Linked DNA regions of Homo sapiens: region 2 is linked to region 1. A link is a loop called in an ENCODE intact Hi-C map of the cell type or tissue named here. Cell type or tissue: K562. All regions are shown on one strand. Each heading gives the region's core, and the rest is flanking DNA. Links, peaks and the distances in the headings are about the cores only. Region 1 has its middle 18 kb from the start of PRDM8. Region 2 has its middle 54 kb from the start of PRDM8-AS1.

The links. Peaks named below come from ENCODE experiments on the same cell type or tissue, not always from the same donor. Only the 100,000 strongest peaks of a DNase experiment are listed, where the experiment ranks them.
Region 2: it touches region 1 in a loop (3-fold over the local background); 3 of 110 quality-filtered maps call a loop at or near these places.

Annotation. Positions count from the first base shown.
Region 1 is chr4:80,211,028-80,220,209 of GRCh38, reverse strand. No RefSeq gene overlaps it. Among named protein-coding and RNA genes, the nearest start is that of PRDM8, 18 kb to the right of the region's middle. In K562, for the core only: a CTCF peak has its summit at 4,558 (motif pointing right); DNase peaks (open chromatin) are centred at 4,589 and 8,119.
Region 2 is chr4:80,138,305-80,147,486 of GRCh38, reverse strand. No RefSeq gene overlaps it. Among named protein-coding and RNA genes, the nearest start is that of PRDM8-AS1, 54 kb to the left of the region's middle. RefSeq lists a cis regulatory region at 3,768-4,188. In K562, for the core only: no CTCF peak of the experiment used is centred there; a DNase peak (open chromatin) is centred at 3,966.

The DNA.
Region 1 (9,182 bases), core at 502-8,501:
CTCCATGATTTTTTTACTTCACTCTGTTGTAAGACAGAAACTACAAAACCATGAGTTTTTTTGTCATTATTAATAGCTACTTAGATTTTGATTATTCTAGGTCCTTTAGAAAAGAAGAGCTCTGAAAGATTATTTTAAGGGATTAGCTGGTTTTTCTCCAAAGTCATATAGATATTTGAAAATATTTTACATAGAATCATTTTTAGGGCTTTCATAGGATAATATGCCTTTATTCTTTTAGAATACAGATTCCTTAGTGACCATTTGACGACTTGTCTCACTAGTGGATACAACCGCTCAGAATGCATCTTGCATCCTTTAGTAGCCAGCTTATCAGGACCTCCCATGCTGCTCACTCCAAGCATGAGTGAGCAAACAGGTCTGGCTGTGTGCCCTAAAGGCCAGCATTCCTGGGCTCCACCAGACCACCAGGGAAGGGAACTCCTGAGTGCTGAGATTCCAAACGAGTCTGGGGGAATGGGTTTTTACTCAAGATGTTTGGGGAAAATAAGGACTCTATTCTGAGGAGTAGAGGAGCCCATGGTTCACATCCCAAGTTGATTTGTCTTAGTTAATTTTCCACCTACCAGTTTCATGAAAATGAACAAGCTGTATCCCAGGACATCTCCTTTCATAGTTTCCCAACATCTTCTTTACTGCACAGAAAGAACACAGGAAACACCTCTCTTTTTATTCACAAAACAAACAAAAGGGTTTATAGCCCTAAAGTTTAGAAACCGCAAGGCAATGGAAGATTCACAAAGACCTACAGAGGAGGATTATGAAAATAATATATTCAATATATCTAGTGCCTATCAGCCTATCATTTGACTTGGACTTCCATATTTTATCTCTAATCTTTACCACAACCATATATAGTTGTCAATATTCCAGTTTACCGGGAAGAAAACTGAGATTCAGATAAGTAAGGCGACTTGTCAACAGCACTCATTCCAACAGAGCACAACCACTGAATGGTACAGGGAGTGCCACGGTCTTTCTGACTCCACTGTACCTGTTTTTGTTCTACTTCCCAAGACAGTCTAGAGGGGCAAAGAAGGGCAGTGGTCACTCCTTAAGCCATCAGGACTCTCAATATCTGAATAATCATTTTTATTAGCTGCCTAACCAATAATTCTGAACTCCGACTTAGCAAGTTCTGTCCCACCAATGTATTATACTAAAAAGAAAACAAAACAAACAAAACAAAAACTGCCACTTGTGACTTTTCTCAGTCTACCTAGAAGTCAAATACATCCACTCAAATACACAAAGATATTAAAGATATCAAATATAATTCCCAAATGAAGAATCTGCTTTTAATGTAGATATAGAAAGCTTTCAGGTGGCTTGTGTAGGTTGTCAATTAATATACTTTTAGAATGCAGCAAAAAGAAGACAAAGAATTGCTATGCTTTGGGATATTGAAAAAGAAACAAAAGGCTTTGAATCTCTGAGGCATTTTTTTGACTTTAGAACACTAGAATATCCTCGGCTGCTTGCCAAATAAATGTTTGGTTGAATATAAATAAGCTTATTATCATGCATGTTTATAAGTGCATACAATACAATTGAGGGTTAATAAAACATTTTATACCTAAGCATACTGATATTTTACCAGGAAAAAAAAAAGCATTTTAGTATGCCTATGTTTCTTAGACATTTTTCATCTTAACACTTTCCAAATTCTGAGTACCAGCAGCATTTCCAAAGTACTTCATTACACTACAGCTTCTTACTATTATAAGCCACAGAAAATACATGAAATTTAACATGTATAACTTCAGAAATCTCTTCTCATTTACCATGGCAAAGATCCTTTAACTTTCTAAATTCACCTTCCCTGAAATGTGTATCAAATGAATGTGCATTTGAGTAATAAAATGAAAAAAAAAATAATAAAGTCAGAACAAAGTTACCTTTTAAAGTATCCATTCCACAGGTCTCCACTTAGAATGCCTTCTTTAACTGGAATGGAATATTTTAATTATAGGTTATGCTATGGTTTGAATGTTCCCTTCAAAACTCATGTTGAGACTCAGTCTTCAATGTGGCAGTACTGAGAGGCGGTGACTGACTCATGAGGGTTCTGCCTTCATGAATTGATTTATCTATTCATGGATTAATGGATTAGCGGGTTATCATGATAGGGAAACTGGTGGCTTATAAGAAAAGAAAGAGAGACCCGAGCAAGGACATCAACATGCTCAGTCCCCTCACCATGTGACGCCCCACCAAAGAGAGTCTCCACCAGCAAGAAGCTCTCACCAGATGTGCCTCATCCACCTCGGATTTCCCGGCCTCAACAACTGTAAGAAATAAGTTCCGTTTCTTTACCAATTACCTAGTTTCAGGTACTGTGGTATAAGCAACAGTAAAGAGACCAACACAGATTACTAGGTAGGGCATCATCTCATCATTATGCTTGTTATTTGGTACTGCTACCAATACAATTTAAGGAAATAATGCTATCTTAAAGAGAATGATAATGGTAATCAGTTGACATATGTATCTGTTCAAGGAACAGATATATTAAATTATGTTGAAATTTAAGACATAGGTCAATCTAAGAGGGTTTTGAAACCTACAGAAATTGTTTCTCTAATGACATGTGTGATTACTTTCAATTTGTTCTAGTCACATCCAACTGTTGTTTCAAATTATATATATATAAAATATATATAAATATATATTTAAAAGAGGTACTGCATTATTTTATATATATTTAAAAGAGGTACTGCATGTTTATATACATTTATATATATATATATATATATATATATATAAATGTATATAAATTGCTGAAGCTACCTACCTGAATAATTTGAAGACAATATATAAAAGGCTGGTGCCACGGATAATGAAAGTGATGTGAGGCAGCTACACAAGCTGACAGGAGAAAGAGTATTTCACATTATAAATGGAAACTTTTACTTCTCAAACTAGTTGAATCTGATGACCATATAATTTGTATAGAAAATGCAGTTGAGAGAAGCAGTTAAAATATTCTAACAAGGCGGGTAGTTTCCAGCTTCACATTTGGGACTTCATTCCAAATTTATTTTTCCAAACTTTATTCAGAATAAATGTAAACTGAAAAATTAACCTTTTTTTGTCTTTTTCGTTTTCTTTTCTTTTTGTGTGTGTGTGTGGTGATAGGATAGAAGGAAAAAGTGAGAAAAGTTACTAGAAATATTATAATTAGCCTCCCTGTGTGTCTTATCTCTGGACAAAGCCTCAAACAGAAGTTTGATATCAATTTTTTTCTAAGTACTCTATTTTATTAATGATCATGTATTATAATATGCAGTTTCTCACAACTAATTATTTAAAAGTTGAGTGCTGATAGCAAACTTCCTCTCGGTAGTATTTCAAGACACCTACTAATTTACCATGCTTCCTTATTTTTATTAGACTTATTGACATTTTCACATTAAGTTCATTCTGTTTGAAAGGGAAGTCTTTTGGTGACACTTCTAAATACTGTACAGAAGGAAATTGTATCCAACAATTGGAGCAAGAACAATTTGATAACTTAAGCTCCTTGCGTTATACCATCTGAAATAAAATCTTTTCAGAGGTCCTGCACATCATATGGTTAACTAATTAAGGATTGTGACATTCTTGGGACATACCAAGGGCAACTAAAAGGGAAGTATCTTTAAACTCCCCTTTCCTTTCCTGGCCTATAGAAAGAAAGGCTCTTATAGAATTACCAGTAGTTAATATCATCCTGTGTATTTGTTAAAGGTCAACAAGAGTAAATCAGTTAATAACAACTTCCTAAAAGTTTAGGACAGGAAACAATAAACGATGTTATACTCAAATAAAAGTTGCAAGGATAATTTAGCTGGATAGAGTGTAATTGCTGAAGTTAAAATTAGCCAGGTCACCTTACTCTCATGGAAAAAAAAACTCTGGAAACCTGGCAACCAAATAAATAGATAGGAAGTTCCTTCCCATTAATAAACTTCTTTTAGTTCTATGCTGAAATGTTATTTCAAGGACACACACCAAATAATTCACCAATACTACTTTCTAAACCAAGTTTGGTCACTCACCTAACTATTACAGAGACCTAAAACATAATAAATATAAGTGTATATTATAACTACTTAATCTAATTATATTAGAATTGAAAATATTTTATAAATTACATAGTGTAACCCCATTGTTTTAAATGAGGAAACAGGTCCAGAGAAGTGACTTACCAATGTTTGGTCAGCTATGTTTACATTGGCTGTTTACCATACTACTGACATTCTGTGGGTGGTAAATATTTTTCAGAATTACCTGTAAGTGTTTTTAGCATTCTAGCTCAATGTTTTTGAGAAAGACTATGTTCAACTTTATTGCTCAATATATATAGCAGCAGCGTATACCTTTAAGTGATTGCTAAATATATAACTCAAAAGTTAAAAGTGATTTAGCAGCTAAACAGGAAAGACATCTTTTAAATAACAAAGCATAATTACACACTATCAAAAACCATTTAAAAACATTGCTTGTACTAACCATTCTGTGGTTTAAAACTTGAATTACAAGAAGATGATTCCGCCTGTCTTCCACTAGGTGGCAATATATCTTTTTCTTTAATAGTTTGTTCTTTCCCGGGCTCTGATTTTAAATGGATCTCTAGTATTTTTACTTTGAATAGATACGATGAAAGTTAAGATTGAGGAAACCTTAAGGAAGACACTTAAGAAATTGGGATATACGAGGGGAATAGACAGGGTGGTTTTATAAAAACCTGGCATCAAAACTAAAATAACAGATTCTGCTTCATATATGTTCATAATTAAAATTTACATTATATCTTACCAGATAACGTTAAACATTTGGTAGTTGTTTGTTGATTTAATTGAAATTGGGTTTGCTATTCATTATTGGTAGTGAAAAGCACTGAAATTATTTCTAGTCCTGCTCTTTCTTAATCCTTTTATTTAAAACATCATCCTCAAGGTTAGATCATGATATTTTAAAAGGCATTACTTATTTCCATAACCTGTTTTCAATCATGACTTTGGGGGAAAAAACTACAAAATCACTTATTTTTGTATAGTTAAGCCTTTAATTTAGTGTATTTATGTCGATACTTAGAGATATGTTGTTTCTGAACTAATTAGACGAACATTATTTTCTTCAAAGTAAGATAGGTTTCAGTGAACTATTTGACTAGTGTATTAGTTTCTCAGGGCTGCCATAACAAAATACCACATATTGGGTGACTTAAACAACAGAAATTCATTTCCTCACAATTCCGGAGGCTAGAAGGCCAAGAACAAAGTGTTGACAGGTTTGGTTTCTTCCGTGGTCTCTCTCCTTGGCTTGCAAATGGTCACCTTCTTACTGTATCCTCACATAGTCGCCCCTCTGTCTGTGTTATCTGTGTCCTAATCTACCCTTCATATAAGGACATCAGCCCTATTGGATTAGGACCCAACCAATAACTTAATTTTAAAGGCCCTAAATCCAAATACAGTCACATTCCAAGGTGTTGGGCGTTAAGACCTCAACATATGAACTTGGGTGAGGGGAGGGGCATAATTCAGCTCATAATAACTAGCAAGTCTGCATACACAGCATACTCCACATTTATAACCGACGTATTGTGATATAGAACCAAGAATGCTAGGTTGGAAGTTGTAATTCAAAAGCTGAGAAAAGTTCTTATAGATTATTTAATCCACTGATTCTTGACCCTTGATGCACAAAGATTTTTTTGAGGCACTAGCAATGCCCTGACAAAATACCCAGATATTATGATGAATTAATTTGGAGAGGGACCAGTCACTAGTATATTTTTAATACTTTCTAAATGTTTCTAATAGGACCACAATGAATAATCATTGATTTAGACAAATATTTCCCAGACGTGGTTAGAGAATCATCCAGAGGGTTTATTAAAATGCAAATCACAGGCCAGGTGCAGTGTGGCTCTTTCCTGTAATTCCCAGAACTTCTGGAGGCCAAGGCCGGAAGATTGCTTGAAACCAGGAGTTCAAGACCAGCCTAGGTAACAAAGCAAGACCCCATCTATACAAATTTAAAATAAAATTATCCAGGCACAGTGACATGCACTTGTAGTCCCAGCTACTCGGGAGGCTGAGACAGAGGACTGCCTGAGCCCAGGAGTTGGAGGCTGCAGTGAGCTATGATCACACCATTGCCCTCTAGCCCAGGTGACAGAGTGAGTCCCTATTAAAAAAAAAAAAAAATCAGTATCCTAGCCACTGCTGCCCTCATTCTGAATCTCCAGAAATTAGAGCCAAGCCTATTTACCACTCTCCCTAGTAATTATTACAAATTCTGAAGTCTGAGAATCTCTGATCTCATCTAACTCTCTCATTTACAGATGAGAAGACTGGAGTTTAGAGAAGTTAGTTCATTCAAGGTTACACAGCTGGAGAATGGTGGAGGCAGAATGAGAATAAATGTTTAATCTGACTTCTAATCTAATTTCTTAGCAGGATTCTTTGTGCTTATAAGCAACTGTGTGGACTTTAGACTTTATTTAGCAACTGTGTAGCCGTGGCCCCAGAATTAGAGGGCACCTACTCTTTCTTTCAGGCATGTGCTGACACATCTAGAAGGCAGGATCATCACAGCTATGTTTATATAAGGGTTGCATTCCAAGAGCCCTTATTGTGTTTGGAAATAATAAGCAACATCAGAACTGATGGGTGATTGTGAATACTGCATTATACCTGGTGCTCCTTTGGCCCCACCTCCTCAGACTCAGGCCTGAGTCCTAGGTGAATGGACACTGCAGTAGAAAGTTAAGTGACGTGAAGTGAATGGAAGAGTCTGTTTCCCTAGTACCAAAAGTTTCTGCAGCAAGAGTCAGTGGCGTCTGAATCACTTGAGGCCTAGAGTCACTCACCATCAGAAAGTGGCAGCCTCCGTGCAGTCATCAGCTGGCAGAGAAGCAGCAGTAGTTGACTAGCAGGCTGGAGTTGAGAGCAAAATGTTAGCTCAAGAGTTTTCAATTCTGCTGTTATTATTCATTTGAAAAACATAGCTTCAGACAGCTCTTGGGAGCTTGATGTCAGAGCCTGAATTGGTGAGGTTCGTGAACACACACATACAAATAAGTTGTGAAACAATTTTAGAAAATGAATGTGTAAAAATCCAAAAAATTCCCAGCACTTTGGGAGGCTAAGGCAGGTGGATAAGCTGAGGTCAGGAGTTCAAGACCAGCCTGGCCAACACGGTGAAACCCCGTCTCTACTAAAAATACAAAAAATTAGCCCAGCGTTTTGGCGGGCGCCTGTAATTCCAGCTACTTGGGAGGCTGAGGCAGGAGAATCGCTTGAACCCGGGAGGTGGAGGTTGCAGTAAGCTGAGTTTGCACCATTGCACTCCAGCCTGGGCAACAAGAGTGAACCTCCATCCCAAAAAAAAAAAAAAATCCAAAAAATAAAAAGCAAATTCCTCAGAGGGTGATGGTAGATGCACACTATATTTTCCATAAAGATTTAGCTTAAACATTTTCTTGAATAGGTACTTGCTCATGCAATTACATTTTTCTTGTTCTTACTAATGACCCTAACTTGAGTGGGCAAGGAGGAGTAAAATGTGAAAATCAATCTGAAACAAAGATAGAACATAAATGAAGTTTTTTTAAAAGTCTGTATTTACAACAACATAATTCAATTTACTGTCCATATTTCTGGAACATAGCTATTTTCTAGACTGATGTACTCCTACATTTTAATTTAAGTCATCATAGGGCTAGTTCTAACCTCTCTTCGGTGTTTCAAAAGTGAGGATCAAGAGCCACCTACTCTAAAATCATCTGGTGCTGGTTGCTGAAAATGCAAGATTCTAGGTCCCACATAAGATTCATCAAATCTCTGAGGGTGCCTATGGGAAACTGCATTTTTAACAGCTACCTTGGTGATTTAGAAAGGTCTCTCCCTGTGTGATCTAACTCTACAGTGTCCTATGGATAGTATTACTTTTTCTTTCCTTGTGAGCTCTTATTATCTATGGTTTATAATAAAATTTTCTGAGGATGGAAGGATTGGGGGAAATTATCTTCTTTTTGAGCCTTTTCTTATGGAGTCAATAACATGGGGAAGTCATTGCCAGAGGTCCCCTCTTTTTAGCATCCTTATCTGATTTTCTATTTGGCCATGTGCCTGGGTCTTCGAGCAGGCTGCTGTAAAGAGCCAGTATGACAGGCACTCAGAAATTGTACATTAAACTTTAAATTTCTTCTCCTGAAATGTATTCAAAGGAAAGCCCCCATCCCAGAGAAGAGAGTAACTTGTGAATATATATATATATATATATATATATATATATATATATCTGAAATATATATATGAGAAATATATATATCTAAAATTCCAAGTTTCTATTTCTGAGTTGTTATAAATAAATGTATTTTGAATATTTAAAGGATTTAAGAAATTCAAATGTGAGCTGCTGGCAATCATATAACTTGATGAGACTTGTTTTACCATGCTATTAGCTTTACTATGCTTGGAATTAGATTTTTGAATGTTAGGTTTCCTAAATATCTCCCTGGCTTTAAGTTTAGGCATGTTTGGAGGTTTAATAAATACTTTCAGATGCAGCCTCAAAGTCAAATACCTCTGATTTGGAAGGAGTTTTAGGCATTATTACCCTGGTGGAGAAGTACCTCTGCATATCGATCCTTCATCTTTACTTAGACTGCTCCAAAATTAGAAATTAAGCTTTAAAAAGCAAATGGAGAAGCAAATACCTTCATGTAAATTCAGACTTTTTTTTTTTTTTTTTTTTGCTGTTTATTCACACAGGTGGCAATTTTGGATACTACCTCTTTGTTGGAGGGGATAGAACTCAGGGAAATCTAAGAGAGCCTAAAGGTAAGAGACGATTGAAAATGGGAGGTTCTGAGATGGAATTTAGGGAGCAGATCGAATGTCCCTGAAAATAAGCTTCATGGCATTCACCATTTATCCACCTAGCCCTGCTAAAGCAAATAGTTAAACTAGCACTGTCTACAAAAGCATTTTAATGAAAAAGTCAATTTACTCCTTCCTGAAGGCTAACTCTTATCTTTCTAGGAAGGACCTTGCAGGAATATTTCCTTTATTTTCTTTCCTCCTCCTTCGCTTAGCCCTGACGCTGGACCTCTTAGCCTAAAGAAGAACTGAACACTATGGATACTAAAATTTTTCTAATTACAT
Region 2 (9,182 bases), core at 580-8,579, 73 kb after region 1:
GGATAATCATTTTAGCAAATTTTTCAGTTTGGCCCTGATCTCAGAGGGACCCCAGAGGATTTTTTTTTATTTTTTTGAGACAGAGCCTCGCTCTTGTCGCCCAGGGTGGAGTGCAGTGGTGCGATTTCAGCTCACTGCAACCTCCGCCTCCTGGGTTCAAGCAATTCTCCTGCCCCAGCCTCCCAAGTAGCTGGGACTACAAGCACCCAGCACCACACCCAGCAAATTTTTGTGTTTTTAGTAGAGATGGGGTTTCACCATGTTGGCCAGGCTGGTCTCGAACTCCTGACCTCAGGTGATCTGCCCGCCTTGGCCTCCCGAAGTGCTGGGATTACAGGCTTGAGCCACCACGCCCAGCCACTCCAGAGGATTTTGAGGAGGCTGGGAATGACCTGATAGGTGTCATAATGATGTAAATACCTGGAATCTTAGATTAGAAATAAAAATATACAAATATAAAAATATTCTGATTTATCAGAATGTATGTGATAGAAAATCAAGGCACCTTCTGCAAAGTGTTTTGACTTTCTATCTTCTTTCTGTGCTTTTCGCTAGATTTCTAGCTTTTCCCCTGTATATTTAGTCTAATTTACCTTATGTTCCACTTCTCCTTCTCTTAGATGAGGGGACTGGTTTGAATGGAGTGAAAAAATTAGTAATTATTGGGTATCTATGATGTTCCTGAAACTTTATATGATCTCAGCTAATCTGTACAACATTCAATTCATTCTCATAAAGGTTAAATAAATTGCTCAAGATTGCACAGGTAGCAGATGACAGAGCAAAGATTAAAATCCAACCTATCTGATATCAAAGTCGGGCTTTAATTACTTTACTTTGCTACTTTCCTTGACAGAGGGTTTAGTGATACCCCTTGATTCCCTCATTACCAACATTTCCTCTACTTCACAGCCATATGGATGGCCTAATCCTCATTCTTCCTTTCCCCATACTAATTATCAGATTCCACCTGTAAAGGAAATTTTATGTATGGTATTGTCTTTTCTGTTTTAGATTTCTGATAACAATACCATTTTTTATATACGCTTTGTAAAGTCCTCTATAGAGTTGTGATTCAAGGCGTTGTAACACTGACATGGATTTGAAGCTCAGTCTCACAGTTGTGTGAGCAAGTTAACTTCTGAGATCCTCACATTGCTTTTTCTGGTTGCTGTATCAGGACCCATTTTGTAATATTTAATTCAATATATTTTAATGATTTCAATATACATTACTTTTTTCTCTTAAACAAATTTCTTTAGGCCTAAAGTATCTAGAGTTCCCTTTTATGTGGGATTATCTTTCTTAATAATATTTTGGTTCAGAGTGGCTGAATTGGTAAGAGAAGACATAGGATAGATACACGAGAAGTGAGTGGGAGGACAAGAGTTTCCAGAGAGAGGAAAAGGGACAGAGAAGGTTGTTATCCATTTTTGGCCTGCTTTCAGGTTTCCTGGGGTTTGGAATTCTCTAGCTCATGGCCCCACTTCTTTCCTGGTCTCAGGTCAGTGCAGCTGGCTGCATCCCAAGGACTTTTTTGTCTATGCAGCCTGCTGTGCTGATGCCCTTGCCTTTTTCTTTCTCTACATCTCTGGAAAGTCTCTGTGTACACATGCACTTCTTGGAATATTCAAGGGCTACATTTTAAAATAAATTACTTATCAAAAGCATTTTTCCCATAACAAGTGAAGAAAAGCATGGATACACTTATTTCTTTGAACACATTAAATCTGTATATAGTGGAGGTGATATTCATGTAAAAACTTCCTCTGGAGCCCCCTGTGCTGGATGGTATGGATTGTGCAGTGGCAGAATTTAAACTTCCAGTTAAAATTATCTCAGTCTTTTCTGGCTTAAAACAGTCCTATCAAATATAACTACTCAGACATCTCAAAGTACAGCTTTCTTTGAGAATTCCTTCTTCTATTCTGCTTGAAAGATAACATCTGAATTCAAGAGGGCATATAGGTCTTCTCGGTCATAGGAGGAGTAGGCTTGATCTCAAATGGGCTTTAGGTTCTCCCTGGCTTCTGGGAAATGTTCTTTGTCCCTCATAGTCAACTAGGCACCCTTCTGGAATCACCTGCTAAAGTCTGCATCTGATGAAACTTGTGGTGGGGCCTCTTGGCATGGCCAGTGAACAGGGATCCTCCACTTACAGAACTGCCTCCCCCTTAAGTCTTGGCAGCATTACCAATCCTCAGCAGTTTCAACAATGATGCCACCACATTTCTCATCCCCCTTAGCTGGCCATCTGGCTCTTAACTCATTTACTTCACATGAGAATTTCTAAATCTCTTACAAACCTCACAAGAGAAAGACTCAGCAGGTGCTATTCCTGGTCTTTTCTTTGTGCCTAATGGGCACATGACAGATTCTAATCTCCTGGACATCCTTTGTTAATGACAGGCAATGTAGGTGATGATCATGCCAGAATCCTAAATGAGAAAGGAAATAAACTTTTTATTTTCCTCTCTGCTTACTTGTATATCTTAATATGTATTCCTCCCTTGAAACAAACATTTGAGTGCAAGTAGCTTATCTGGGAGATAATCTGTGGAAACACTGGTAAGGGAGTGGGGAAGTGAGATGAGGAAGGAAAGAAAGCCAACAATGAGTGCATTACTAAATAAATTATGATGTGCTTTAATAAAGGAAGTATCCTCTTAGCCCTCCTGTGGAATATGACTGGTGGGTTCTCTTGTCATATGTAATAATATGAGATTTTGGCCCCATCATCAATACTCTACCAAGGCAATTCTAGCAATTCTACCTCATTTATTGTAGGCCATTATCATCTTCATGCTTCAAGGACTATCCCAGCAGCAAGATAAGATTGGCTCAAAGCATCTTTGCTCCCAGGGTCCTGATCATGGAAGAGTGTCTATAGATCAACACACTCTCTTAAACAGCTTTATATCTGCCCCTTGCTACTCTATGCCCACAGATTCATTTTGGTCATGATCTGAATACAAGTTTGTCAGCTTCTATGGTTTTTTTTTTTTTTTTTTTGAGACGGAGTCTCACACTGTCGCCTGGGCTGGAGTGCAATGGCACAATCTTGGCTCACTGCAACCTTCTCCTTCTGAGTTCATGCAATTCTCCTGCCTCAGCCTCCTGAGTAGCTGGGATTAGAGGTGCACACCACCACACCCAGCTAATTTTTTGTATTTTTAGTAGAGACGGGGTTTCACCATGTTGGCCAGACTAGACTTGAACTCCTGACCTCGTGATCCACCCACCTCAACCTCCCAAAGTGCTGGGATTACAGGCGTGAGCCACCACACCCGGCCTCAGCTTCCATGGTTTTGGGGGTAATCTTTTTCTTTTATACCAGATATAGTACTTCCCTAGTCAGGGTTAGGTTGAAAGTTATTTCTGATTGTTGATCTAAGGCAGTGGTTCTCAAAGCACAGTCTCTGGACCAGGAGTACTGCCTGGGAATTTGTTAGAAATGCAAATTCCAAGTCCTATCCCAAGCCTACTGAATCAGAAAATCTAGGGATGAGGACTCAGTAACCCATGATTTAACTAGCCCTCCAGGCGATACAGATCCATGTTATAGTTTGAGAAACACTTATCTAGAAGCCATGAGCAGAAATGGGAGCAGATCTTCAGAAGGTCAGATATCATCTTGTGGGGCACCTGCCTCAGATGGGGCCTTTTCATGGTCTCCAGGTAAGGAAAGGCTGTTCTCTGCCCAAGAGCCAAAAGTTGCTTCTGCTAACTAAAAAGTGTTGGGAGATTTAGTGGTGTAATATATTCATGTGTATATACTCAGATATTCTTATTTTAAATTTTAGTTTTCTATTTTTCTTATCAGGGCCAGGACTGTAACATAGGGAATCGCTAATGGATTGTACAGTTAGCCTTATTTGTAACTTTTACTTTCCCAGTAAAATCCATAGCCTAATTTTAGCAGAGTCTGTCCTCTGGCTGCTGGAGATAAGGGTCTCTTTAAGTACTGTCACACCAGACCAGTGGTTTCCACACTGTGTTCTGAGTTGATAGTTGAGTGATCTGACTTTGTGATTTACTCTTATCTTCCTTTGCCACTTTTATGGCACAAGAACACACAAACACCTCCACAGATCTTATTTTTTCCTTTACTCTCAAACCCTTGAGATGTTGCACATACCACATATCCTCTTTCACCTGTAGTTCATCCCAATTCACCATAAGTAAGGCTTTTTGTGTTGCTAGGGTACTACAAAAGCTATCACCTTTCCGTTGTTGCCTTACTTTGGTTTCCTCCAGAAAAATATTCTAAAATAAAGATTCAATTGCAAGTAGATTTAGCAACTCTTATCTCATTTTCCAGATGATGTCACATGGCCTAATTGTGCTGGTGATCATTCAAGTGAGAATTTAGTTTTCCTACCTGCTACCACGTGAAGCAGCAAGAGCAAATGAGGATAGGAGTGAATATTGGCTCAGCCAAATAACAATGTTTGCCACAGAAGGTATGCAAAAAACATTACCCAACTATACATATAAACACACACACTCACACATGCATGTCACTGCATATGTGGTTTATTCTATCTTCTGTGTATATAACAATGTTTACCCCTTAAAATGTAGAAAGAGTAGGGGGATAGTGGTTGGTAGAGGAAATGGTAGAAATTATAAAAGTAAAGATATTTGTCTGTATTTAGGAGAAGTGTTAGAGATGGTGGATGTGCTTCCCAAATACTAACAATGGTTGATGAGTTTGGAGACATTCCATACAGATTTTTCTTTCTTTACCTAAAAGCAGTTTTAAACAGGCATGAGTGAAAAGCCTTTGCACTTTATCACTGAGAAGCTGCTAAATCATAGAGAAAAAAAATCACAGGAATGCACATTTTGAGAAATGGTGAGGGTGCACACAAAGATTGCTCAATAATGTTTACTGAACTGAAATGAGTTTTACAATTCTGTTGACGTGAGTTGCTTGGACTAAATCAGGAAGTTCTTCATTTCCTCATTAGGAAACTATGAATGGTGAGCTTTACTCACCTGATTGCCTTTCATGTCCTAGAAATTGTTAGTAGTCTGCAAAAACTCATTTTTAAAAAGTAAAATAAAACAACGTAATATTAAACATATTAGATTAGGAAAATCACCTTGAAACTTGGCCTTAAAAAGGTAAACTCTTTCTGTATCTTTTTCTAAAATCTAACAATTATTAGCCCTCTCTCTTACAACAGCACAAATGTGTGTACCACTAATGCCCAGAATTTTTTTTTTTTTGATGCTGTTTTTCATTGAAGGGAATCATGACTCCTTAGAGGGTAGCTGTTTCAATGACTTGAAGCAGGAAGAAGTTAGGATTTGAAGCAATATGTCTGAAACATACAGTTTTTGCCAGAGAGAAAAGATGTTTTTACAAATGTCAGGGGGTAAAGCCTGAAAGGATAAAGGAGCTATTTAATGAAAAATCTACTGTTTATTAAAAATTGAGCATCAAATCACAATAATAATTATTAATTGACATACATTGTATGAAAGCCTATGAATTCACAATAACATATCAAAAAGAAAAAGTTGTGTGAAAATTTGAAAACAAAAAAGCAAGAGAATATAGCAGAATAGGATTATGTTTCAAAAATAATTTTAATAAGTAGAGAACAGTTTTGCTCCTTCCATTAAACGTATGAATTTTACAAATTATGGTGACGTATTTTTCTCTCTGGGTAAATATGAGTAATACAGAGAACAATGTGTGAAACAAATGGTTCCTGGAAAAATAGGAATAAACAAAAAGTACTGATCAGTACTGGTGGCTACCCATAATCAACACCACTAGTCAAATTCTCAATAACCACATAGAAAGAGAGTTTAAGTGTATATACTGAGGTAAGTGTCTTACAGAGGAACTTCATCTTCACATGATTTACCCTTTATCTCCTAGGACATGAGACTTCTTGATGACTCTACTAATTATAATGAGATATAATTGGAAATTTATCTTGGACCCAGCTTAGCTGTCCCCAGATTTCTGACCCACAGAAACTGTGAGATAATAGTTTTGTTTTAAGCCATTAAGTTTCAAGAATAATTTGTTATGCAGCAATAGTAATTAGTACACCAAGAATGATAATGTTAGGGAAATGAAGTTTAGGTGTATATTTGGCCCATATCCCAATCAGGAATCTATTGACAGATAGTGCAGAATTAGCTGCTTAGGCTAGAAATAGAACTCTTTTTCGTTTGTGTCTGTTAAGATTTGTGCTAGGAAGTTTTGTCTGCTAACCTCACTCTAACCCATAGATAAGAATAAGCACAAGCAATAGAATAAGAAGAGAGCTAATAAAGAAATAAAATGTGGATTTTAAATTCCAGAAAAAATTTGAAATGCTTTAAATTTTTTGGTTTTTGTATAAATGCAATAATAAATTCAAATTATTGTTATTTTGAGCATGTGCTTTGTCTATTAAGGAGTTTAAAGCATTATCAGGAGATTATAATATAGTAGATTTGTTTTAAATTGAATTTTACAGTAATACAAGTAAATAAGTTTGTAGTCAATGTTCAAATATTTGGATAAATGTTGATTTATTAATTATGTAAATACAGTGTAGATATTTACAGGAATGATAATTTTTAATGCTTGAAAGACTATTACATGTTCAATGTTTTAATTAGATAAGTAAATTGGACATTAAGGATACTCTTATTGATACATTAAAGCTCCCTGGACATCCCTATGTTGTAAAGACTCAATCCACTTTTAAAATGTAGATTTTATTTATTTATTTGTTTGTTTACTTTTAAAGACAAGATCTCGCTATGTTGCCCAGGCTGGAGTTCAGTAGCTATTGACAGGCACAATCATAGTGTAACATAACCTCTAACTCCTGGGCTCAAATAATCCTTCAGCCTTAGCCTTCAGAGTAGCTGGGGCCATAGGTGAATGCCACTGTGCCCGACCAAACCCACTTTAAGAAACAAATACTTTCTTTTCTGTAGAGAAACTAGAAGTAGAAAATGCTGAGAGTTGTAGGAGATTGTGGGATAATTCATCTGGTGACAGATCCATAGCAACCACTGTCCAGTCTGCTGGGGGCTGACAGCTTGCTCTTTCCCCAGGCCTGAGTCTCATTCTACATGGAGAGTACTAACTAGTATGACATTCATGGCCTCTTCCCATGGTGACATTCATGATCCTCTTCCTTACTCCTCATTACAGAAGAAAGAGTGACTTCTTTAAAAGCTGAGTTTGGAAGGAGGAACTAGGAAGGTGTATTTTAGTCCTCACATCTCTTATTTCTTTTGCGATCTAGCTGCACAGAGAAGTTTGGTTCCTCCTGGCATAAGTTTTACAGGGCAAACCTTCCACTTCGGGATGCTTACGGTAGCCAGTTTTTCTGTGACTGAATGAGTAAATATGAGAAAAGGCCCTAACCTGTGGGGCATTCAAAGTAATAAAAGGGATATTTAAATTTCTGTCTGCTTGATTCTTCTTAATTAGTCCAAAATGAGGCTATGAAAGAGGGTGCTGTTTATTACTCCCATCCCAACATTGTTGTACCTTTAAACCATAAGAACATAGCTTAAAATTTACAAGGCTTTTCTGATTTGAATGTAGTTACTCACAAATGACGACTATTGTGATGTTATGTAACTTCTCGTCATGAATATAGTTCCCCTTCCACAATTTTATATCTAGAGTTAGATTTGCATTTTTTTTTTTTACCACAACAAGCACATATTTTCACAACTTTGGCAGAACTGTGTTATACTTTCCATCATTCTATGATTTCAGCTCCTTACAATATCATTCTTAATGGGTGAACACTGTTTTTCTTTTATTTGTTAATGGCGTTCATGATACCCATGGTTATCATTGCTAAATGCTATTATGATAATTTGTCATTTTTTTCAGGTGGTAAAATGTACTGTTTAATGAGAAGTGTGTTGTTCAATCTGATATACAGATACTGTATTAATTTGGGTTTCCTTAGGCAGAATCTGAGACATAACTTTGAATTATGTCAGTTTATTTGGTAGTGGTGGGGAGGAATCATGGCTTAAAATGAGGAGAATGAGGCAAGAAATGATGGAAAGTTGGTAAGTGATGTATTATTGTGTTGGTATGTACAACTGGAGCTTGATCCTACTGGGGATCCTCTCAGGAGCCATGTAAAATGCACTCACAATTATCACTCCAAAGGACCAGGAGACTGGGAGGACAGGGGACAGGGTCCTTTTTCTATTGACTCTCCTCAATTGGTGGAGGGTTAACTTCCCCCAACTTCTGGGCTGCCTCCTGTGGCAGCATAATGAAGAAAGGTGGGGTGGCAAGAGCAGAAGTTTGAGACAGGTAAAGATGCCTGCAGCTTGCACAAGATCTGTCTTTCCACCACAGCTGCAGCTGAAACCCTCATGTGAACTGACAGGATGTGGTACAAGGCTTACAAAGCATCTGCTCCAAGTATGATTCAGAAAATATTAAAAAGAAGAAAAACATTTGCCACATTCATCCCATCAATATGTGGCTTAACTGTTGGCTTGGTATAACTAAACAATCATTTGCAATGCTTTCAAATTCCAGAACTGTCAGATATATCTGTATGTCTGTATTTTTGTTTTAATCTATATCTATTTTTAGATATCTAATTTATTTTAATCTATTTATCTATGTATCTATATATGTATGTATGTGTCTACTACCTATCCATCTCTCCACCGATCCGGTCAAAATTTTCTTTATATTGCACTGACTTTGAGGGCAGTCCCCAGGGAGGAAACTGAATGTGAAAACTTAAGTTATTTAGGGGTGGATATTAACAAGAACCTCTTTCTTGGAGGCCAGTCAGAATTTGGATGGGATGAGGAACTTAAGCTCTAGAAAAAAAAGTTGTAATTTGTAGGCCAGATTCTCTAAGTCCAGGTTTTTCTGTGCATATTTTTGTTTTGTTATCCTCTGGCATTAAATAAAATCTTGTTGAAATGTTCTAGTTTGTTCTCTATTGTGCTCATGGATATTAAGTAAAAGATTTGATATTCACAACTGGTTCTTAATTTTAAGAGACCATAGCACTTACATGATCTGTTGTGGTAGTAGTTTAAGAGTAAAGGAATCTACAAGAGGAATCTCAAATTCACTACTGTGGAGATTGTCCCTTTTTTGTCTTTTGTTGAGAAAGGTAGCAATTTTCTACAGGGTCTCAATGTGGAAAGTTAAAGGTCTCTTT